Linked DNA regions of Homo sapiens: regions 2 and 3 are each linked to region 1. A link is a contact called in ENCODE Hi-C data. All regions are on one chromosome and are shown on one strand. The core of a region is the stretch at or near the end of the contact, and the rest is flanking DNA. Distances in the headings are between cores, read along the strand shown.

Region 1 (5,039 bases), core at 163-2,662:
ACCGGGGGCAACAAGCATAATGCCAAGTATTTTCCTAGGATATTAAATATACTGTATTTGTAATCTGTCCCTCCAGCAGCTACTTCAGCTCTCTGTGCTCCCCACCTCCTCACTTGTAAAATGAAACATCATTATTCTGTCCATCAGATTATCATGGGTATGGAAGGAGATAACGTACAGAAAATGCTGGAAATCAGTGTATGGTGCACAGTCCTCAGTAAAGATTAGCTACTACTGTAAGAATGATGATGATGAAGATGATCACCCTGCACAGTTATTATATTATCCCAATTTCACAGATAATTATACTAAGGACACAATGTAACACAGCTAGCAAATGGTGAAGGGGATTTTAAACACAAGTCCCTCTGCTTCCAAAATGCAGGCTTTTTCAATGCTACTTCAACCCCATCCTCTTCACCCTCAGAAGACAGCGTTACCTTCTACTACATGGATGAGAAAAGAGCCCATCAGATACCCTAAGGTCTGTATCTATGAGGAGCAGAGAGGGCTCAGCTGACATGGGTGCATTAGACATGGTAAATTTATAAAGGATCCCAAGAAACTCAACATAAAAGATTTATCATTTCTTTTTTCCAAACACAAAAACAAAAACAAATTGCCAATGGGTTTTATGTCATTTCATTCCAAAATATTTTTCCCTGTATTTGCTACCTTCCATAATAATAAAATAGCTTTACCAAGGAAAGAATCTCAGTAAGATTCACTTTACATGTTTTAAGTGAAAGAAGTATTTGAATTACATTGTTTACATTGAGTAGCTATGGTTTTTTATTTTCAACAGCAAACATTATATTTGAGTCAACTTATTTAATACTGTTTCTTATTTGAAACGTAGTCATAATATTCTTATAAATATTGCTTAAGCTTTAAATCAAGACTTCTTTAAGAACACGAAAATTGATCTACAAAAAAAAATGCTTTCAATTAAATTCCAATTGTTTCGGTTTGCCCACTTACAATTTCTCCCCTTTTTTTTGGTAACGGCATCCCAATTTTTCCGTGGGGAATCACCCCTCTTCTGCTCTTTGGCCATATGGTAAGGTGGGGCTGATGATACTGATTGGCTCCAGTGGTGAGCACATGACTGCAGCCTGGCCAATGAGCACCCCACATTCTCCTGGCCCACTGACTGATTCCGAGATAGGAACATGACCCCAACGGGCCAAGAGAGCCCAGCCCTAGGACTTTTGATCAAACTACAAGGAAAAAGAAGCTGCTTTTTTCCACAGGAATTAGGAAGCTGATAAGATATAAACTGGTCCTGTTTGTCACCACTTGAGGAAAGCTGCCTAAGAATGAAGACGAAAGCAGAGAAGAGAATTTCTTCCTGTTGTTTGATCACCTGGATCCAGCTGTGACTACAGCCAAGTCCCTGGAGCTTTTCCACTCCACATGCCAATAAATTCCTTTGTGTTTGTTTGTTTAGGCCAGTTTAAACTGGGCTTCTGCCATTTCCTACCAAAAATATCCCAACGCAGCCTATTTGTGCCAAATAGCTGAGAATCTGCCACACTAAAATAAGAACATGGTTGATGTTGGCAGGTTTGTGAAAGCGGCCGAATGTCATTACCTTGAATTCACTGTTTTGTTTGTTTTGTTCAGTGTGTTACTGCACTGTGATTTAATTTCAAAGAGACAGAAAGAGAGGGAAAAATAGGCTTGTTTTCTGATACACATGTAGGCTTTTTCTTATGGTGATTAAGTTTCTAGACATTGTCAACCATGCTTTCAAGTGTTGAAGGTTAACCTAGCTAGGTTTTGAGTTCTCTAGCCTGTCATAGGATTTACATGCATCGTTATTCTCTCCACCACCAGAGAGAAACCCCCTCCCCAAACCACCATCAGCTTTTCTTACTCGCCTGGTTCCTGTCTTTTAGCCTACAGCAATATCCATGCCTCCTCCATGCCAAAAAATAATTTTTAAAAAAAGACAAAAGGAAAAACAAACTTCAATACACAAAATCAACCATACTCACAACTGGGCAGAAACAACCAAAAAACACTTGAAGAAAAGTGTAAAATGTTCATAATGATTGTCTCTGGTGGTAGAATAATAACTGAATTTTTCTCTTAAAAAATACTTTCCTGTACTTTCCAAATTTCCTTGGTATTCTTTTTCTAATACAGTATATTCTGAAAATTTGCCTCCTCTTAAAGCCACCAACATCCCTCCATTCCTTACCGCCAAACAGCATAAAAACCAAAGACCCACATCACTCTCTCCACTTCCTTGCACCTGGCTCACTTCCACTTTGACTTGGTTATCATTCACCCTGCTCAACTGAAACTACAGTCCCCAGGGTGACCAATGTGGCCATCATGACACACGCAATGACTTCTCTTCCTCCTTCAGCCCCCCATGACCTCTTTGGACTATCAGCCATCGCTTCCCTTGGCTCAAGTTTGACTGCAGCATTATCCTCAGAGTTTCCTTTCCTTTCCTTCCCCGTTCAGTCATTAAACAAATCTTATTAATTACATTTTCTAATGCATCTTGTTTGTATCACCTCTTCTCCTTTCCCTCTGCTATCTGACCCTCTTGTAGCCTCACTTCCATTATTCCTCTGTGCCTGCACCCTCCCTCATCCCATGTGTCACACTGCTTTGGGAGTTACTGCCCTAAAACTCAAACATAATCATTTAATTCCTCCACCTTAAAATCTCTATCAGCCCTTGAATGCATAAAAAAAAACAAGCACGATTATTGGCCTTGCACCCAAGGCCCTTCACAAGCCAGCCCTGCCCATCAACCTCATCTTTCACTTCTGCCCAGACTGTACCACAGGCACAGGCTCCAGGGGACACCACCTGGCTGGCTGGTCCCAGACCTACTGTCCTCTGGCACTCCCATGCCTTTTTTCATGCTTGTCCTCTGCCATGGGTTGCCATTTTTCTCCTTTTCTGCATGAACTCTTGTTCATCCTTCAATTCCAAGACCAGCATTAAATTCTGAACACTGGAATAATTAGCACTTACCACACTGTATTTTGGTCCCTAGTAGACAGTGAACTACTTCAGGACAGATACATCATTTTATTTATTATTATATACTGACTTCTCACCTATAGAAAACAGCAAATAAATAAGAAAAACGAGTAGTAAAAATTGCAGACCTTTCCTAGAGAATTGATTTTTTAAATATATAGTATTTCTGGCTTCCAAAAATAACAACCATTTTCCCACAAAGACTTTCCTGTGGTCTGCATAATATTGTGTTTGCCCTATTCTAAGTTCTTTACTCTCAGTACTTATTCTACTATTTTGGCCAATCCTTCTGGTTTGGGAATCAGTCTGTTTAGATTTTAAAAAAAAATTTTAATGTGCATAATAAAAAAATTAAGTGTCATCTTAATTTCTTAGCTCGTCATTCATTCATGGCATCACCTAATATTACAGTCAAGATTTATAAATCTATAGCTTCCACTTAAAAAATTGAACGTGCCTGAATATACCTTTTGTGTAAGGAAAAGTAATATTATAATGTTCTTTAACTTTTTCCAGGTAAATCCACTGCATTTGTTTTTAAAAGGTCATTTATTTAATAAATTACTTTATTTTAAAGTTATAGGACATAGAATGAGGTATAGTCAAGGGAAATCTGAAGAATTCAGGATTCTAAATAGTGAAATAGTTAAGTAGTTAAATGGCATCTCGCATCCTGGAACGGTTAATTCTGTTGACAAAATCATCACTAAATTTTATTAGAAAAAGAAAGATGTCATGAAATCACTCTGTCCTTGAAAAGCAATGATGGAACTGATTCAACAACTATTTATTCAACACAAACTATGATCAAAGCATGACATGAATAACTCTAGAGCACAATAAAATGGGTAAGGTATTGCCCCACTCTCAATCCTCAAGGGAAAAAAGACAAGAACATGAAGAACTACGATATAAACCCAACACGATGCCCCACAAGAAAGGTCCAAAATGCTGTGAAGGTTCTGAGGAGAAAGACACACTATGCAGCTCAGAGAGCCAGGAAATACTTCTCACAAAGGATAACACACATGCCCTACAGAACAGATGTCATTTCTATAAACAGAAAGGGAAAGGGAAAGGGCCACTCCAGGCAGTGGGCACAGCAAAACACAAGGACAGGAGCAAGAAGCATGAGGTCGCAGAAGCCCCTGAGAACAGTGGCCTGAAGAAGCTCTGCACAGCCCTCCCAGCCCTGGGCTCTGCTCACTCTCCACTGTAGCATCTCCTCCCACGCCATGCGAGCCAGTCGGTTTGAGGCTAAAACATAAATGCTCTTCCTATTCCTAATAAATCCTGGGTTCAGTCCAGAGGACGATGGGAATAATTGAAAGGTTTTGAGCAGAGGTCCTATGCAAGTGCAGGGCAGTGCTTGAGGAAAATTAATCTGGCAACACATATAGAAATTGAAGGGAGAGACTGAAGGAGAAACCAAAATATTGCAATAATAGGAATACGGTCAGGGTGCAGTATTCACTGTTGCTAAATGTTTACGTAATAAACTCCAACACAGCAAACAGGAGCTAGAAGCCATCAATTACTGCTTCCTTTGTATCTAAAGTCCTAATTTTAAAATGCATATTTAAATATTTAATTCCCAGAAAGCTTTACAATCCCATTCTCATCTTCTCTAAATTCTTTGTAATAAGAAATAAGAAAGTCTGACTCTTTTTTTTCTTTTTTTTGAGACAGAGTCTGGCTCTGTCACCCAGGCTGGAGTGCAGTGGTGTGATCTCGGCTCACTGCAACCTCCACCTTCCCAGTTCAAGCAATCCTCCTGCCTCAGCCTCCCAAGTAGCTGGGATTACAGGGGCCCACCACCATGCCTGGCTAATTTTTTGTATTTTTAGTAGAGACAGGGTTTCACCATGTTGGCCAGGTTGGTCTTGAACTCCTGACCTCAAGTGATCCACCCGCCTCAGCCTCCCAAAGTGCTGGGATTACAGGCATGCGCCACCATACCTGGCCCTATTTTTGGTATTTGACCATTGAAGGCTTTTGAGCCCCATCACTCCCCTTTTGCCCCACATCTG
Region 2 (4,862 bases), core at 1,711-4,210, 770 kb after region 1:
CCAGGAAGAGGCAAGGAGGGATTCTTCCCTAGGGCCTTCAGAGGGAACACGGCCCTGCTGACACCTTGATTTTGGACCTCTGGTCTCCCTTTAGAACCATGGGAGAACAAATTTCTGTGGTTTAAAGCCACCCAGTGTGTGGGAATTTGTCATGGCAGCCCTAGCAAACTGATACACATGGGTTCCCATCTTGTGTGTCCTTGACAATATACTCAATCTCTTGGCCTCAGTTATCTCACCTATAAAATGGGGAGAACAATTTGCCTACCTAGTAGAGTTGTTGTGGGGACTGAATAAGTTCATCCATGTCACGTGTTTCGAGCAGGGCCTGGCCCAAGGTAAGTGCTCAATAAGCCATAATTAGTTCCCATTTCTAATTGTCCACTCCCTTGTCTTTCTAATTATTTGAGAGTATCTCAAAACCCTCTTCTATTCCAACCCAAATCTCACTGTTTTAAAACATACACATTAATCAGTGGACACACAATTATTTCACAAATCAGAGAGGAGCTGTTGCACAGTTAACAGACAGAAGGCGTTGATGATGTATGCTGGAGGCCTAAGCGCTTTGGCATTGCTGAAGGTGAGTACGAGGCAAGTGCAGGAGGCTGAAGTGCGGCTGTTGAACAAGTACTGTGAGCATCTTTTCTCCAGAAGCAAAGATAGCTGGAAAGACGATCTCTCCCCCAAGGAAAGGCATGCCTGCAGTAACAGAGCTGGGGCTTCCCAGGCAGCATCCATGGACCAAAACCCCTATTTCATTTCCATATTTTTAAGAGTTAAAGAGGGGATTAGCTTTTTAATTGTTCATTCGCATTATTTTCTTCTGACATTTTTCTGGCACAAGATGCCAACAGAGAGAACACTGATTTTAAAAATCTCCCCACGTGCACTGCATTACTGGAGCCATGATGATGTTTACACCCTTCAAATCCAGCAATTTCCCTCTTGGGAAATTACACCGAGGGATTAATTCAACAGAAACTAAAAGATGGACGCGCAAAGATGTTTGCTATAGAATTTCCCTTCTAGTGGCCAAAAATTGGAAACACTCTAGGATATGAACTATCATTTATGAAATTATTCCTATAATCTTGGACCAATCAAAAAATGCTACTGTTATTAAAATAACATGAAGACATGAAAATGGAGTTTAAATTAACCACTTAAACCGCTGCTTTAAGTTAAAGCAACAGAATTCAAAATATTATGTGGGTCGGGACCTTGGTTGTGTAAACACACATACACATATAAAAGACAGCATATGAAAGTGAAAACAGGCAGGGCATGGTGGCTCACGCCTGTAATCCCAGCACTTTGGGAGGCTGAGGAAGGGGGATCAGCTGAGGTCAGGAGTTCAAGACCAGTCTGGCTAACGTGGTAAAACCCCATCTCTACTAAAAATACAAAAATTAGCCAGGCATGGTGGCATATACCCGTAGTCCCAGCTACTGGGGAGGCTGAGGCATAAGAAGCGCTTGAACCCGGGAGGCAGAGGTTGCAGTGAGCGTAGATTCTACCACTGCACTCCACCCTGGGTGACAGAGTAAGACGCTGTGAAAAAAAAAAAAAAAGAAGAAAGAGAAAGAAAACAACTTTGTTAAAATAGAGTACTTTTTACACTTTCTTTCACATTGTATAGTATTCTTCCCACTAAAAATGATGACTCAACATAATGCCAGATCCAAATCAACTCTAAGTGTTAGAGATGCTACTGAAAATCAGGCAAGTTCTAAACAAAGAGTTGGAATTTCCCCAACAAAAACCAAACAATTATCTATCTGCAGCCACTGATGTGAATATTTTTACTCAAGGGATCTTTGGACGGGGTGCGGTGGCTCACGCCTGTAATCCCAGCACTTTGGGAGGCCGAGGAGGGCGGATCACTTGAGGTCGGGAGTTTGGGACCAGCCCGGTTAACATGGTGAAACCCCATCTCTACTAAAAATACAAAAATTAGCTGGGTGTGGTGGCAGGTGCCTGTAATCCCAGCTACTCAGAAGGCTGAGGCAGGAGACTTGCTTGAACCCAGGAGGCAGAGGTTGCAGTGAGCTGAGATCTCGCCACTACACTCCAGCCTGGGCGACAGAGTGAGACTCCATCCTCAAAAAAAAGAGAGAGATCTTTGAAAACTGAGAGCACAAGGCATTTGTTTAATTTCTGCATATTTTAGGAATATAGGATGCTTAAGTATAACTTAAGTTGCTGCCATCAAGAAGTGCTGAAGGGGTAAGGGAGATAAAAGCAGGTGTCAGAATCGATCTGAAAATGAATAGGGGAGGCCCCAGACAGGGGCAGAGGGTGCACACGTGAGCTTTGGGGGAGGCTAGGCTGTGTGTCAAGTGTGGTTGTTGAAATATGGTCAGAGGGAAAAGGCCATTGGAGCTGCATCTGATGAAACACGCCCACGGTCCCCCAATCTCCCTCACTCCCTGCTTCCCTTCTTGTGAATCCAAGATGCAAAGCTGAGCCCCATTCCATAGACCCTCCAAAGATATGGAATGGGATCAGAATGATCCCAAGGAGGGGAAAAAGAATCAAAGCCACTGTAGTGGTTTCTCCCCAGGGAAATCCAGGGAAACACTCACAATTTTAAGGAGGGTTTCATCTTAAAGTAAAGATAAAAAAGTGTTATGACAAAATGGAGAGACAAGGTCCCATCTTTATCCAGAAAGTAAGAAAACCATGTACAAGATTTCTGTTGCCTTGATAAGCAGGAAGGCATGGCCCCAGTATACAACACATATGTATGTGGCCGCACTTAGATATTAAAATTCCCTCCAAGTTGGCCAGGCAGGTCTATTTGTGCAGGCAAATTAAAAAGCTGTAAGACAATAAGGTGTCTGCAAATGGTTACAGCTACAAGAGGATATGAAGCTATTTGCATGTCTGTCTCTAGGGGAAGCAGCCAGATGTGTTAGAAACAGTTCCAGTTCAGAGCTTGCGGCCACCTGTGAGCTGGGTGACTTGGGGAGAAGGAAAACAGGTACAAGCAGAAGACATTTGGAGTTCCGGCTCTATACAATGCTGAATGCCAGGCAGGCACTTCAGTGGAAGTCATTTTATATAACCCTCCCTTCCTCACTACCATCCCGAGATGTATTATTTCTATCATACAGATGAGGAAACAAGTGCAGAGAGGTTCTTGCCAACGGTACACAGTTAATAAATGACAGATCCTCTAGGATGATACAGCAGGGAAATGTTTATTATCTCTGAGTGTTCCCAACAGTGATTGGCCCCATGAGAAGGGCGTGCAGAGGGGACGTGAAATGCACAGAAAGAACTTAAACTCCAGTTGCATCCCTTAGTAAAGATAATAACATGAAAACAGGGGCCTGGGGTTTAAGTAACTCAGTAAAGGTGATGGGGCAGGGGCAACATATCTGTCTGACACATCTGGTCAAAATGCTGACATCAAAGTCTTCAAGCACAAACACACGCACACACACATGACTACCCCAACGCTGATTTCATTGCTCAGGAGCAGAGCACTGTAGCCAAGGGTAGGCTCTAAGGGTGTTAGAATTCCTGCCTCAAATCCTGGCCCCTCCACTGGCCAGCAGAGTGATCTTCTGCAAGCTTCTTAACCCCCTGCATCTCAGTTTGCTCACCAATAAGATGGAAATAATGAGAGAACCTGCCTGATAAAGTTATTAAGAGGAGGACATGAGCGGAAAGCACTGAGTGCATTGGCTGCCACAACTCTCAGGCGCACATTTCCATATTTCAATTTCTCGCAAATAAGGATGCATCCTACAACCATAGTCTTCTTAGACTGGATGAAATAAGGATAGAATGATGATGCTGACGATAATGACGTAGTGCATCCCTTACTTCCTTTCCACCTCCCTCCGTCCCATCCCCATCCCCATCTCAAAGCCCAAACTCCTGGATGGAGTGTTTGTTCTCAACTTCTCTTCCTTTTTCTTTTAGTTTGCTACAAGTTGAATGCTTTGTTTTCCAAGCCAAGACAAATCTCCTCAAATTCAAATGGCAAAGTGCCACAGCATCAAAATGCCCTGTGCCTTCTGAGGCTTGCTAAGATGCAGGGAGGCAGCTCCAGGGTAACAGGCCCTTTGAGACCACCTGTGCCCGAGCCACTCCTCACACAGCCAAGGTCACTGCCCTGGATGTCATGAACAGCTGGGGAAGTCTCTGTCAGGTTAGACAGAGGTAGTGGGTCTTCAGCAGTACCCAGAAAGACCCTCCCCACCCTCCTGCCCACCAAATAACTGCCTCAGCCCTCACTGAGGCCAGAAATCCCAGGCAGTGTTCCTTTAAATCAACGGTTTCCAGTCACTCGACAATGTTTGGCCACTACATCAAATCATAACCAGCTTTCTCAAAGTCTGAAAAACTACAAGAAGTTGTGGTTCAAATAAATAAATAGGGATAAATTTTCCTCAATTATCAAGCTTTCTCCCATAAAACTTTGTTAAACAGTTGACACAGCTGTGCTTGAATCATAAACACAGATATACATATATAAACATAGATAGTACTAATATCTCAACAAATATTAGTATGTCATGAAGACTTCCAGATATCTGCCACCTGGCCAAGCTTGAGGTTGTTCCCCCAGCAGAAGCTAATGCAAGTCAACACCCTGAAGCTAATGAAGGCCAACACCCTTGGGATCAGAGTCCAAAGTCCTCAAGGATAAGGATGCAAGAAGCATCCATTTATCAGAGGTTCTACTCAGAAAAGGCTGATGGGAGAAGTAGCTCCTGCATGTCCAAGGTCAGGAGTTCAGGGACAGAAATCAGGACAGAACAGGAGGGCCAGAAAAACACCAGAAAAGGCAGAAAAGGCACTCAGATTTTTGCCTTTCACTTTGTCCTGATCTCAATAAACATCAA
Region 3 (5,011 bases), core at 366-2,865, 870 kb after region 1:
AAGCAGATGTTTATGAAAGATAGGCCTGAATTCAACAGGGGCTCAGAGCACTGACCAACTAAAGTATAGAACCTTTTGCAGCAGAACTCCTGGTTGACCCCCAATATCCATTCTCTGTCTTCCTTTAGAATAAAGAAAACACAAGTTTAGCACATGACCACACGGAATGAAGACTACCTTTCCCAGCCTCCCCCACAGACATAAATGGCTGGAGCTAAGTGAGATTTAAGCAAAAGTGATGGATCCAAGGGGAATGCCCTCCGCTGGACCTCTCTCCCTCTTCCCACTGGCAGGAAGGCAGACATGGTGGTGAGCCATCTTCAACAAGTGGCATGCATACATGAGAAAAATATGTCCTGTGGCTTCTTCAAGCCATAGGAACACATTTGTCTTCTAGCAACAGGAGGTAAACAGAATCAAAAGTTCATGCGGCCATTTTCAGTCCAAATAGGTTTTCCTAGTGGCAAAAAACTTCCTAGCATACTACCTACTACCTAAGAGTGCAAGACTTTTTAAAATCTAATTATATATTTTTTACCTCTTGCCTCTCTTGGTTGTTATTCATCAGAAAAACAAGATCTGATGCCTGTCTTGGATAAGAGCATCTCCAGTTTTCTTTCTCTCACTCCCAACCTTACTCTCAAACTGGGCATGTGATCCCGGCCACACCAATGAGATTTGCTCACTCAACAGATTTTTACTGAACACTTGCTGTAGGACAGGCACCGTTCTAGGAGCTGGGGATGACAGTAAACAAAATATAAAAATCCCTGCCCTTAAGAACTTTACATTCCAGAACTTTTGTGGAAACTGCTGGAAAAAAGAAGTACTCTCTCTTTCTACTGGGACTGCTGAAAGGCTAGGATGGAGGCTGGAACCGCAGGCAGCCATCTTGCCACCATGAGGAGACAGACACAGCATGAACAATCACATGCTAGGGTGCTTGGTCTCTGCCACACTGAGTTTGGCTCAGTTCCCTGAGCCAAAAAAAAGGGGGGGCCCTTTTTTTTTGCTTAAACCAATTTGAGTTGGGTTGGGAAAGGAAGGAGTTGCATCCAATTTCTACCAATACGTTAAGAGTCCCTCAGAAAGATATCTGAGGCAAGTTTGGAAATGCCAAGTAAAGACAGGTGACTCTTTTGAAAACGGCTTTTCCTTGGACATGCCTTGGACATGCACTGTTTAAAGGCTCCTTCCATGTTGTCATTTCCAGTTTTAAAAACCTCCTTTTCAATAACCCCCTAGAATGAAGGCACCAGTTCACTGCCTCTCCCACTATGTGTTAAGAACCAAACCATGTCATCTCATCCCCCAAATGACCAGAGACTAGATGGTTCCAGTCACCTCCTGAAGCTCTTGAAATTGCCTGCCACTGCTGCTGATGGCCACAGGGAACACCACCTTTATTTCCCAAAAGGCTAAATCCCACCGGTTTTCCTCAAGGTAGTGACTGGGCCCCAACATTTCTGATAATTGCTTTCCTTCCCAGGCAAGCACCTCCATGCTCTGGGGCCCCGTGAATACTCAGCTGTTAACAGGAACAGCCTGAACTAGACTTACAGATAACCGAAGCTAACTGACCACATCCTACTTAACAGGAAACCTAATAGACAGCTATTTTAGACTTATTCTCACTTCCCCTCATCCGCTTCCATCTCGGCACTCTGCTGCTGGGAAGTCAGGGTGTACATAAAAGAGACTATGGGGAAGGGGTCAGTGGAGACTCCAGAATTCAGATATAAAAAGGCTTAGGGACGTGGACCTGGTGGAAGAGAGGTGCTGGCACTGCATTCACGTGGCAAACATCACATTTTTACTTACAGTGTATTTTGGGGTCTCTGGTATGGGCTAGTGGAAATCATTTTTTTAATGTTTAAGAAAAGAAAATAATAAAATTAAAATATACCCAGGCCTTCCTTCTGGAGATATAAGTAACAGAAATACTACACAGGAAGCTCCATCTGCCGTGTGTGTTTGTGTGTGTGTGTGTAACGATCAGCAATGTCTTTCACTTTTGCAAGAAGAAAGATACAGTTTGAGTTATGGGTTTGCTTTGGTTTTTCTCTCCCTGTCTCCCACCCCCACTTCCTGTTAGGGGGGTTGCTTCCCAAACTTGAGAGCCCCATCAACACACAGCTCCCTGGAGAGGCTTCATTCTCAGGGTGCTGCCAGCCATCACCCTTCTTAGAGTCATAGGAGACATGTGAAGAGCTCTTAGACCTTCTCACTAAATGAACTTCCTCATAACTGAATTCCTTTCTCCAATCAGTTGAGGACAATTGAGTGCACAATGCCTCCTAGAGCTATCATTGTGTCTTTCCAACTGCAGAGCAATTGTTCATTTTCCTTTCAGCTCAAGGATCGTTCCTTGTCTTAGTCCATTTGGACTGCTATATCAAAATATCCTGCACTAGGTGGCTTGTAAACTACAGAAATTTATTGCTCAAACAGTTCTGGAGGCTGGAAAGTCCAAGATCGAGGCACTGGCAGATTTGGTGTCTGGAAAGGTCCCACTTCCTGGTTCTCACTGTGTCCTCCCATGGCACAAGAGGTGAGGGTCTCTCTGGGGTCTCTTTTATAAGGGCACTAATCCCATTCATGAGGGCTCCCTCATGACCTAATCACGTCCCAAAGACCACCACCTTCTAAGAGCCTCATATTGGGGATTAGGTTTCAACACATGAATTAGGGAGAGACGCAGCATTCAGACAATAGGGTTTCTCCATATGTTTTTCCTCCTAAATCACAAAAAGAAATTTTTCTCGCAGATGCCAGCCCACGCTTTGCAGAGAGAAGTTCTTATTAGAGCACTTTGAGTCAGATGAGCCAGGGCATCCGAGCTCCACCAACTACTAGCTGGGTTACTTTAAGTTAATTACAAAACTTCTCTGAGTCCCACCTAAAAATGAGGATGAGGCCAGTTCTCCTCGCCAGGCTGTGGAGAAGACTAAATGATTTAACACCTGTAATGGGTACCTAGTGAGTAGCAGTGAAAATGTATCTTTTCATTGAATTTGAATCCTAAGGATGATCTATTATAGGACTCTTGGACAGGCACTGAGGGTATGGAGGTGGCTTTACAGCAAGCTACTTGTCCATTCATGAATCCCCCTATCCCTGGAAGCCCATTAATAAGATACTTTGTGACATCTGAAGAAAGTTCTGTTCTCTTCCCAGATCAAGTGAAACCTCTCCTTACCTTCCTTGGCTCATTCATTCAGACATGCAAGCATGTATGCAACAAACATTTATTTTATTACAAGTCTGTCATACGCCAGGGACTGGGGACACAGTTTGTGGCCTCCAGAAGCCTATAATCTAGTATGGACCAAAAACTCAATGCAAGCATGAATGTTGAGATAGAGGAAGGCTCCATCAGGAATCTGGATGACAGCTTAATCAAAGGAGCTGGGATATAGTAAGATGGACATATTCACACACTGCTGGTTGGAGCATCAATAGATACAATCTTCTAGAAAATAATTTGGTTACACTTATCAAGAGCCTTCAAAGGTTTATAACCTCTGAATTGCCCCTCTGAAATTTTATCTGAAAGGGACATTAAGAAACTCAGACAAAAGTTTAGTTTACAAAAAAAACGGCATTTTTTTAAAAGGGAAAATCTTTCTCAAAAATATTCAACAAAGGAGAATGGCAAAATGAAAATACATCCATCTGATGGAATATTACAGTGTTGTCAGAGAAAACTGAATGACATGAGAAAATGCCCATGATTCGGTGCTACATGGAAAAAGCAAAATACACTGTAAGCCTGACGATTTCATCTTTGTAAATATATATACACACATATATTACATATCTTACATATATGTGTATATATTATATGTGTGTATAACATATGTATATATTATTCACATATGTGTATATACTACATGTGTACATATTACATATATTACATATATGTGTAACATATGCTATTACATATAACATATATGTAATATTGTTTTTGCATGTGTTTATTATAATTTTTATAATTATAATTCTATTTATTTATATATTTATTATAATATATAATATATTATATTATATATTATTATTTATATTTATATATAATTATAATTTATACATATATAACTACATATATGTAATTATATATTACAAGTATTACATATATGTATATATTATAATATATTTATTTATAAATGTATACATTTATAATAATATATGAGGGATAACTTTTTAAAATATATCTTTGTAAATATATATAATATAAGGGACCCGCTTCTAAAAAAAAGTCATATATATATATATGGGACCTACTTTCAAAAAAATTCATCCCTAATCCCTGCCACCCAGGAAAAATCTCTTGACCTTCTGGTCTATTTTTCCATGGATATATACATATAAATACATATATATATGCATATATATGGCAGGGATTGGGGTAACTTTTTTTGGAAGTAAGTTCCTTTTTTCAAAATTCTCTATAATACACTTGAATTAATTTCATAATCAGAAATATATATATATATATATATATATATATATATAATGCTGCTTTACTCTGAGGCATCATAGGGCAGGGGAGGGAGATGATGGTGAAGGAGCCAGTGGGGCCACCAACCTTGCCCCTTGATAAATTTTATGCCAAGAACGTGAGCTCTATTAAGATAGGGATCATTGTCTGTTTTGTCCCCTGCTGTTTCCCTAGCACAGGAACAGTCCTGGCACAAACAGTAGCCATTCAACAAATGCTTGTTAAATAACTGAACAAATGACCAGAGCCCAGCTCAAATGTTCCTTCCTCTGTCAAGTTCCCTGACCTCCCCTAAACTAATTACTCTTTTTTTTTTCCTAGCCACCCACAGCCATTATTATAAAGCATTACAGCTAACAATTATGGGTCTGTCACCACTTGCTAAATTGCAAGTTATTTGTAGGCAGGAACTAAGTCTTATTTAGATTTGTCTCTTTGCTCAGATAAATATTTGGTCAATAAATGTTTGAGTGCTGGATGGAGGGGTGGAGAGATGTCAGACAGTTCATACTG

Evidence for each region. A loop is a pair of places that touch in the nucleus more often than their neighbours do. Pooled maps may share reads with other maps.
Region 2: a map with no recorded cell type shows a loop between it and region 1 (7-fold over the local background). The contact joins two enhancer-like sites. A Hi-C loop is called at or near these places in 4 of 37 single-sample maps with no recorded cell type and 4 of 50 pooled maps.
Region 3: a loop to region 1 is called in a map with no recorded cell type, with 3 times the contacts of the local background. The contact joins two enhancer-like sites. A Hi-C loop is called at or near these places in 9 of 37 single-sample maps with no recorded cell type and 3 of 50 pooled maps.

What each region holds. Positions count from the first base shown.
Region 1 is chr12:105,349,529-105,354,567 of GRCh38, reverse strand. The region is part of intron 2 of C12orf75 (chromosome 12 open reading frame 75); the gene reads right to left. Among named protein-coding and RNA genes, the nearest start is that of C12orf75, 21 kb to the right of the region's middle. Within about 2 kb of position 1,412, at least 10 of the 41 ENCODE cell types and tissues checked have a DNase peak (open chromatin) inside an H3K27ac peak, as active enhancers do.
Region 2 is chr12:104,580,974-104,585,835 of GRCh38, reverse strand. The region is part of intron 1 of CHST11 (carbohydrate sulfotransferase 11); the gene reads right to left. Among named protein-coding and RNA genes, the nearest start is that of MIR3922, 8.2 kb to the left of the region's middle. RefSeq lists enhancers at 1,998-2,067, 2,894-2,943. Within about 2 kb of position 2,960, at least 2 of the 41 ENCODE cell types and tissues checked have a DNase peak (open chromatin) inside an H3K27ac peak, as active enhancers do.
Region 3 is chr12:104,475,160-104,480,170 of GRCh38, reverse strand. All of the region lies in intron 1 of CHST11 (carbohydrate sulfotransferase 11), which reads right to left. Among named protein-coding and RNA genes, the nearest start is that of CHST11, 21 kb to the right of the region's middle. RefSeq lists an enhancer at 1,401-1,450. Within about 2 kb of position 1,615, at least 10 of the 41 ENCODE cell types and tissues checked have a DNase peak (open chromatin) inside an H3K27ac peak, as active enhancers do.